3 separate regions of the Homo sapiens genome follow, and all the other regions are linked to region 2. The links are chromatin contacts, found by Hi-C or POLR2A ChIA-PET in ENCODE. All regions are on one chromosome and are shown on one strand. Each heading gives the region's core, a stretch centred on a gene start or an enhancer-like site at or near the end of the contact. The rest is flanking DNA. Distances are from core to core; before and after follow the strand shown.

What was found. Hi-C counts contacts between places; a loop is a spot of excess contacts on that map. ChIA-PET counts read pairs that join two places held with the same protein, here RNA polymerase II (POLR2A). Pooled maps may share reads with other maps.
Region 1: a loop to region 2 is called in a pooled map, with 11 times the contacts of the local background. The contact joins the enhancer-like site here to the promoter of SPOCK2 in region 2. A Hi-C loop is called at or near these places in 1 of 168 maps with a recorded cell type or tissue (naive thymus-derived CD4-positive, alpha-beta T cell) and 6 of 50 pooled maps. POLR2A ChIA-PET finds 5 or more read pairs at or near these places in 2 of 52 experiments (activated CD4-positive, alpha-beta T cell and activated CD8-positive, alpha-beta memory T cell).
Region 3: a loop to region 2 is called in a map of CD4-positive, alpha-beta memory T cell, with 2.6 times the contacts of the local background. The contact joins the enhancer-like site here to the promoter of SPOCK2 in region 2. A Hi-C loop is called at or near these places in 2 of 168 maps with a recorded cell type or tissue (CD4-positive, alpha-beta memory T cell and naive thymus-derived CD4-positive, alpha-beta T cell) and 1 of 50 pooled maps. POLR2A ChIA-PET finds 5 or more read pairs at or near these places in 3 of 52 experiments (CD4-positive, alpha-beta T cell, WTC11 and activated CD8-positive, alpha-beta memory T cell).

The regions. Positions count from the first base shown.
Region 1 is chr10:71,725,853-71,728,615 of GRCh38, reverse strand. The region is part of intron 30 of CDH23 (cadherin related 23); the gene reads right to left. It also overlaps a transcript of C10orf105 not described here. Among named protein-coding and RNA genes, the nearest start is that of C10orf105, 7.5 kb to the right of the region's middle. RefSeq lists enhancers at 1,360-2,132, 2,133-2,763, 1,892-2,763. Within about 2 kb of position 1,340, at least 29 of the 41 ENCODE cell types and tissues checked have a DNase peak (open chromatin) inside an H3K27ac peak, as active enhancers do.
Region 2 is chr10:72,087,165-72,089,864 of GRCh38, reverse strand. It overlaps SPOCK2 (SPARC (osteonectin), cwcv and kazal like domains proteoglycan 2), which reads left to right and starts at 1,314. Exons shown (of 11, transcript NM_001244950.2): 1 at 1,314-1,725. The coding sequence starts at 1,537.
Region 3 is chr10:71,747,367-71,750,258 of GRCh38, reverse strand. All of the region lies in intron 38 of CDH23 (cadherin related 23), which reads right to left. VSIR (V-set immunoregulatory receptor) reads left to right here. Exons shown (of 7, transcript NM_022153.2): 7 at 1-2,703. Among named protein-coding and RNA genes, the nearest start is that of VSIR, 25 kb to the left of the region's middle. RefSeq lists enhancers at 1,287-1,416, 1,617-1,666, 2,052-2,261. Within about 2 kb of position 1,443, at least 29 of the 41 ENCODE cell types and tissues checked have a DNase peak (open chromatin) inside an H3K27ac peak, as active enhancers do; they include CD4-positive, alpha-beta T cell, where a contact is called at or near this core.

The DNA of each region.
Region 1 (2,763 bases), core at 91-2,590, 360 kb after region 2:
GCACTAAGGGAGGGGCCTCTGCATGTGCAGCAGAGGCGTGTGTGTCTGGCATCTGGTCACTGCCTCTGGGATCAGCCCTGCTTTCTCTTTGGGGATTAGCTGGGAATCAGCTGGAGAGAAGTGACAGAGCTTCTGGCTGGTAGAAGCCGAAAACAGCAGCCTGACCAGTGGAGGACTCTGGGGTGGGGAGGGTGGCAGGGCTGGGGGCAGAGAGGCATATGGGTGTAAAAGTTTCTCTGCATCGCTGCTTCTAGGGTTCCCAAAGCTCTGCTGTGTCATTAGAATTTTCATGTCCAGACACCCAGAACCCACTATGCAAACTAACATGTCCACTCCAGAGCACAGCTGTTCACAGGCTGGAACCTAAATTTGGCTTCACCCAGAACTTGGCTGGGGAAGATCCTGGGTAGGGTGGGTGCGGGGGGGAGTTTGCATGGATGAATTTCAGGAACTCTTTTTCGGTAAACAGAAACTAACCACTCCTCTTGCAAAACTGTGCGCCTTACCCTTCCTCAATCTGCTTGTCCAAATGACCTTGACTCCAAGGGTTGTGGGGAAAAAACAGGGCCAGGCTGACAGTACAATGACAAGATGAGAGAGGTGGCAGGGAGCTGGGGTGTGGCCTGTCCTCCATGAGTCTGGCTACATGCCACCAGCCTCTGGTCGGTTTCAGCCTGTTTTTAGCAGCAGAGACAGGAGGAGGCAAGATGGTTTGCAAACCTGAGAGGCACAGATGTACAGGAAGCAGAGGTCTGTCAGGTTCTTGCTGAGCAAGTGGGAGCAACTGGGCTTCCTGGAGAACCAGACCTGCTTTCTGTCCAGTGCTGTGCCTGTCCAGTGCTGTGCCAGTGCAGTGCTTTGCCTCAGTTTCCTCATCTGCAAAATGGGGTGCTAGTGGTTAGGAGGACAGGGAGAGGAGGTGTGCGTGGGCATATGTGCGTGTGTGTGTGTGTATGTGTCGTGAACACCCTGAGACACCCAGTCTCTAAGGGGACTGTCTCACTCTGTACTCCCCGGCCCCTCACTGGGGCTGTCCCCGGTCTCTGAGGCAGGAACTGGAGGATGTGGATGGTTCCTGCAAGCCGTCTCTCCCCTGCTGCTGGGAAAATGAGTCCAGCGGAAAGCCAGAGTCCCCACATTGCCTTCAGGAAGGCCCCCAGCTCTCCCGGGTCTCATGGGTGTGGAGGCTGTGTACTACAGTGCCACCAAGCACCTGCCCCAGGGGCCAGCCCTCAAATTCTCACCTTAAAATTACCCTGTGGGGATGAGGCAGTGGTTTCTGACTGGGCTTTGAAGAGGCTTATGTGAGGCAGTGGAGTGTAGTGGTTAAGGGGACAGGCTCAAGCTGGCTGCCAAGGCATGAAGCCTGGCTCCACCCTTACCGCTGTGTGACCCTGAACAAGTCGGCTAATTCCTCTTTGCCTCAGTCTTGTCATCTGTAAGATGGGGGTATTAACAGTGCCTACTTCATAAGGCTATTATGAGGGTTACGGAGGTTAAAGTACACGAGGCATTTAGAAAAATATCGGGCACGTGTGAGGGTTTATTATTCCTCAGGGTTCAGGGGAGACGGGCAGGACGTAAGTAGCTGAGCAGGTGTGGCTCTGGGAGCCCCACCCCTGCACTGATTGTCACAGTCTGGCTTCGATCTGTTTTACACTGTACCCTGGGATGCTGCATATCATTTTGTGTATACAGAAGGTTTGTGGCTAAAGGAGGTTTGCAGCCACAATGCTGAGGCACTGATGGGAGGAGGCAGGAGCCCACCACGCCTGGGTGAGGGAGCGGGGAGCGAGGGCCACATGGAGGGCTGTGGTTAGGAAGCCTGAAGTCTGGAGACCCAACCCCAGCTTCGCTGACATCAGTCACTCTGTGCCCTGAAGTAGGCCCCACACAAGGCAGGCTCTGATGAGGGCGTACTGACCAGCCCACGAATAAGATTCACAGTCATGCAAGCCAGCATGGCTATGTGCATGTCCAGGTTACTGTGTCTGAGTCTCCATCACCAGGGCCCTGTAAGAACCAGGGGATCTGACCCTCTCAGCCATTTCCACAGGGCAGGTCTCACTCAGGGCAGTTGCAAGGACCCAGGTGTCTTCCCAGCTCTTCTTGGGGCAAAGCGTTGGAGGTGTCAGCAGGAGCTGGGTCAGGGCTGAGTCACCCACCCCAGCACAGCCCCTGAGCAATCAGACCCATCGTGTTTGTGATCGTGAGTACCCGGTGACCACCGCTCATTGTTTCCAGCCTGGGGGAAGCAGGGGGTGGAGATGGGGCTGATAAGAGGAGCCGGGCACTCAGTTCTGGGTGAAAGTCCCTGCTTGCTCTGCCTGACTCTTCCCATCTCCCTCCTACTCCTGATGTCTGGGGTCTGACTCACTGGTTTAGGGGAAGGGGCTGGGGGCTGCTGAGTGTGTAGGGGTGGGGGTGAAGCGGCCTTGAGAGGTCATCTCATTCATCTCAGTCATCCCCCTGCTGGCGGTAGTACACATAACACAACCAGTGGGAACATCTGTGTGTAGGTTTTCAGCCATTCGGGAGGACTAAGGCTGATTTGATTTTGGCTGCACAGATAAGGCTGGGCAGGAAAGAATACATTTGATGAGGCAGCTGGGAGAGGTGACTGGAATATATTAGGGTCACTTTCATTGGAAAGGGCACTGAACTTGGATTCAGAAGATGGGGGCTCCAGTCCTGATTCTATCACTAGCAACTTCTCTGTGCCTCAGTTTTCTCATCTGTAAAATGAGGTTAGCATCTGTACCT
Region 2 (2,700 bases), core at 65-2,564:
GGACACACCCAGGAAGAATGCTTTATTACTGTGAGATGAAGACGTCAATGGCCAGGGCCTCACTGCAGCACCACCACTAAATCCAACAGCAAAGGAAACAAGAAAACATGGAAAGGGAGCTATTGTTTTCTGTTTTCCCAACGAGACTCCGGCCTGAGCCACTGAGGCATTCAGAGTTCCCAGATAGGCCAGATTCAGGGTGACAAGGAACCTTGTAAGCTATGTTTTTTCCTACTGATTAAGATTATGTTTTTTAAAGCATTTTAAATTTTTATTTTATTTTTAGATCACAGCAGCTAAGTCTTTTTATAAAAACACAATCTAGGGCTTGGGTCCCAAAAGTTCACTAGGTTTTGTCCCATCAGATGATGTTTCCTCTTTAATGTATTTGTAATGTAAACCTGTCCCCATTTCTGCTGTGCTCTTGGGACTGTGGCCAGCCTCCAGCCTTCCCCGCTGGTATGTCAACATTTAAATCTACAGCCAATAAGGAGGGTCGCAGTTTCAACAAAACCCGAAACACCTCAAACAAAACCAGCACCCCACCCCAGCCCCCCACTCCCCGGCTTCCCCAGTGGCTTATTCAAACTAACTTGAAGTCAAAAAACCATAAGCAAATATGCCTTTTCCAAATTTGCAGCCTCCAAGGCAGATGAAATGGTCAGACATTTGCCTTTTAGGGTTGTCCTGGGAAGAGCTGACAAAACGGGTGACAGCCCCTAAACAGCTGCCTGGGGAGGAGGACATCTGCCTCTGTTTCACCAGCCACTCAGTGCTCAGGCCTTGCCTTGCGCAACGCGGTGCCGCTGGGGAGCAATGGTTCTGAGCAGCCAGTTGTTATACGGCTTTTGTCTTAACGAAGCCACCCATTACGGTAGAGCCATAACTCGCAGGAAGCCAGCTGTCAGGGCTGTGGCGCAGGCCCCTCTGGGTGGGAGGCAAGGGGAGAAAAACAGTGTCTGGCCAAATTCCCTTTCCGACACCTGAGCCTGGCTGGCTTTGTAACCGGAGAGTTTTGTGCCCTCTCCCCCATCCCATCTTCCCCGGGGAGATCCTGGGGCCCTTCTTGCTCTCCATCCTTTGAGGGAGCTCAGGGACATTTCGGGATTCTGGATTTCTTGGTCTGCAACTCCCTGTGTGCCAGGCGGGGCTGGGCCCCGCTGCGGCTGGCTGGCGTTTGGCGCTCTCATCGAGGGAGCGCTTCGCTTTGAAATCTACCCACTCCTTTTTTTTTTTTTTTTTTAAACCAGGTATGATGATGTCAAACGTGATGCTGATGCTACAGTTACAGCCCCTGCTGGCGCAGCCTCTCTGATTCTCTCTCCCTCTCCGCGTCCAGTGCTGGGCTTTTTCAGACAAGTGCATCTCCTAACCAGGTCACATTTCAGCCGCGACCCACTCTCCGCCAGTCACCGGAGGCAGACCGCGGGAGGAGAGCTGAGGACAGCCGCGTGCGCTTCGCCAGCAGCGGGGTGGGAGGAAGGACATTAAAATACTGCAGAAGTCAAGACCCCCCCAGGTCGAACCCAGACCACGATGCGCGCCCCGGGCTGCGGGCGGCTGGTGCTGCCGCTGCTGCTCCTGGCCGCGGCAGCCCTGGCCGAAGGCGACGCCAAGGGGCTCAAGGAGGGCGAGACCCCCGGCAATTTCATGGAGGACGAGCAATGGCTGTCGTCCATCTCGCAGTACAGCGGCAAGATCAAGCACTGGAACCGCTTCCGAGACGTGAGTCCGCAGGGCTGCCAAGGCAGAGACCCGGGGTTGCGGGTTCGGGGATTGAGCTCCGGGGTCTGCGGGAGCGGCCGCCGCACGTCGCAGCCCGAGGCTCCGCAGCCTGGCCGGCTAATTACACGGAAAGTAAACAGTACTGGGGGTCACAGCCCAGCGCCCCTCCCCTGTCCCTGCGGCCCGGGCCGGCGGCCCTGGGACCCCCCAGCCCCGGGACCCCCAGCTCCACACCTGCCCGACGCTCCGGGGTCGCGCGCTCCGGGGTCTCCCCTGCGGGCCGGGAGTGGGAAGGGGTGCGGGGCCGGGGGGACCCGGACCCCGGCTGCCGCTGGACCCCGACCCGGTCCCCAGCTGCGTTGTGCGAGCCGCCCCCGGGCCTGCCCCAGCCGCTGGGATGCTGCAGGCTGCACATACGGGGCACTGCAGCACCGGCAGGTCTGGGTGGGGCCGGCAGTGAGGGTGGCATCGGCTCGCGCGGTGCCCTCTGTTCCCACCGTGGGCTTTGCGGGAGGGGGACAGCATGGGACGGGAGTGTGACCGGGGCTCTGGGTCTGGGGTCCCAGCAGCCTTCTAGGCGAGATGGTGGAAGGCGTGTCCGTACGGGGGTGGGCTGGGGTCCCCGTGCAGAAGGGCGCGCGAGGACCCAGGCTGGTTTTCCCGGACCAACATTTCAGGGGGGAATCCAGCCTGGAGCGAGGGGAGCAGCTCGGAGCCAGAGGAAGGCTCCCGGCCCGGTGGGCTTGAGAAGCCGGGGAGAGTCCAGAAGCTGGGTTTGGGGGCCCCCGGCGGGCGCCGCCCGAACCCCGGCGTAACCTTGGGCCGAACTCCGCGGGGTGGGGGCGGGGGGGTAGCTGCGGCACTTTTGTTTACCGGCACCTGTGGATCAGAGGGGAAGTCGCAGGCGGCGGCCCGGCGGGGCTGGCTCCTTCCTCTCGGCCGGGCCGGGTTGGGGGCTGGGGAAGCAGGGGTGAG
Region 3 (2,892 bases), core at 194-2,693, 340 kb after region 2:
CCCACCCCCACCTTCCACTCCATACAATCTGGGCCTGGTGGAGTCTTCGCTTCAGAGCCATTCGGCCAGGTGCGGGTGATGTTCCCATCTCCTGCTTGTGGGCATGCCCTGGCTTTGTTTTTATACACATAGGCAAGGTGAGTCCTCTGTGGAATTGTGATTGAAGGATTTTAAAGCAGGGGAGGAGAGTAGGGGGCATCTCTGTACACTCTGGGGGTAAAACAGGGAAGGCAGTGCCTGAGCATGGGGACAGGTGAGGTGGGGCTGGGCAGACCCCCTGTAGCGTTTAGCAGGATGGGGGCCCCAGGTACTGTGGAGAGCATAGTCCAGCCTGGGCATTTGTCTCCTAGCAGCCTACACTGGCTCTGCTGAGCTGGGCCTGGGTGCTGAAAGCCAGGATTTGGGGCTAGGCGGGAAGATGTTCGCCCAATTGCTTGGGGGGTTGGGGGGATGGAAAAGGGGAGCACCTCTAGGCTGCCTGGCAGCAGTGAGCCCTGGGCCTGTGGCTACAGCCAGGGAACCCCACCTGGACACATGGCCCTGCTTCTAAGCCCCCCAGTTAGGCCCAAAGGAATGGTCCACTGAGGGCCTCCTGCTCTGCCTGGGCTGGGCCAGGGGCTTTGAGGAGAGGGTAAACATAGGCCCGGAGATGGGGCTGACACCTCGAGTGGCCAGAATATGCCCAAACCCCGGCTTCTCCCTTGTCCCTAGGCAGAGGGGGGTCCCTTCTTTTGTTCCCTCTGGTCACCACAATGCTTGATGCCAGCTGCCATAGGAAGAGGGTGCTGGCTGGCCATGGTGGCACACACCTGTCCTCCCAGCACTTTGCAGGGCTGAGGTGGAAGGACCGCTTAAGCCCAGGTGTTCAAGGCTGCTGTGAGCTGTGTTCGAGCCACTACACTCCAGCCTGGGGACGGAGCAAAACTTTGCCTCAAAACAAATTTTAAAAAGAAAGAAAGAAGGAAAGAGGGTATGTTTTTCACAATTCATGGGGGCCTGCATGGCAGGAGTGGGGACAGGACACCTGCTGTTCCTGGAGTCGAAGGACAAGCCCACAGCCCAGATTCCGGTTCTCCCAACTCAGGAAGAGCATGCCCTGCCCTCTGGGGAGGCTGGCCTGGCCCCAGCCCTCAGCTGCTGACCTTGAGGCAGAGACAACTTCTAAGAATTTGGCTGCCAGACCCCAGGCCTGGCTGCTGCTGTGTGGAGAGGGAGGCGGCCCGCAGCAGAACAGCCACCGCACTTCCTCCTCAGCTTCCTCTGGTGCGGCCCTGCCCTCTCTTCTCTGGACCCTTTTACAACTGAACGCATCTGGGCTTCGTGGTTTCCTGTTTTCAGCGAAATTTACTCTGAGCTCCCAGTTCCATCTTCATCCATGGCCACAGGCCCTGCCTACAACGCACTAGGGACGTCCCTCCCTGCTGCTGCTGGGGAGGGGCAGGCTGCTGGAGCCGCCCTCTGAGTTGCCCGGGATGGTAGTGCCTCTGATGCCAGCCCTGGTGGCTGTGGGCTGGGGTGCATGGGAGAGCTGGGTGCGAGAACATGGCGCCTCCAGGGGGCGGGAGGAGCACTAGGGGCTGGGGCAGGAGGCTCCTGGAGCGCTGGATTCGTGGCACAGTCTGAGGCCCTGAGAGGGAAATCCATGCTTTTAAGAACTAATTCATTGTTAGGAGATCAATCAGGAATTAGGGGCCATCTTACCTATCTCCTGACATTCACAGTTTAATAGAGACTTCCTGCCTTTATTCCCTCCCAGGGAGAGGCTGAAGGAATGGAATTGAAAGCACCATTTGGAGGGTTTTGCTGACACAGCGGGGACTGCTCAGCACTCCCTAAAAACACACCATGGAGGCCACTGGTGACTGCTGGTGGGCAGGCTGGCCCTGCCTGGGGGAGTCCGTGGCGATGGGCGCTGGGGTGGAGGTGCAGGAGCCCCAGGACCTGCTTTTCAAAAGACTTCTGCCTGACCAGAGCTCCCACTACATGCAGTGGCCCAGGGCAGAGGGGCTGATACATGGCCTTTTTCAGGGGGTGCTCCTCGCGGGGTGGACTTGGGAGTGTGCAGTGGGACAGGGGGCTGCAGGGGTCCTGCCACCACCGAGCACCAACTTGGCCCCTGGGGTCCTGCCTCATGAATGAGGCCTTCCCCAGGGCTGGCCTGACTGTGCTGGGGGCTGGGTTAACGTTTTCTCAGGGAACCACAATGCACGAAAGAGGAACTGGGGTTGCTAACCAGGATGCTGGGAACAAAGGCCTCTTGAAGCCCAGCCACAGCCCAGCTGAGCATGAGGCCCAGCCCATAGACGGCACAGGCCACCTGGCCCATTCCCTGGGCATTCCCTGCTTTGCATTGCTGCTTCTCTTCACCCCATGGAGGCTATGTCACCCTAACTATCCTGGAATGTGTTGAGAGGGATTCTGAATGATCAATATAGCTTGGTGAGACAGTGCCGAGATAGATAGCCATGTCTGCCTTGGGCACGGGAGAGGGAAGTGGCAGCATGCATGCTGTTTCTTGGCCTTTTCTGTTAGAATACTTGGTGCTTTCCAACACACTTTCACATGTGTTGTAACTTGTTTGATCCACCCCCTTCCCTGAAAATCCTGGGAGGTTTTATTGCTGCCATTTAACACAGAGGGCAATAGAGGTTCTGAAAGGTCTGTGTCTTGTCAAAACAAGTAAACGGTGGAACTACGACTAAACCCTGGGTCTCCTGCTTCCTCCTCACTGAATGGATTGGTATTATGGGCCAGGGCCTGGCTTGGCCTTCACCTTGGACTTGCTTAGAGCACATACAAGGGCTCTGGGAGATGAACTTGTGCCCACAGGTCCAGGGCTCCACTGTACTGCACACCAGAAACGTTCCTATCTGTGCTCTGCCTGCCCTGGCC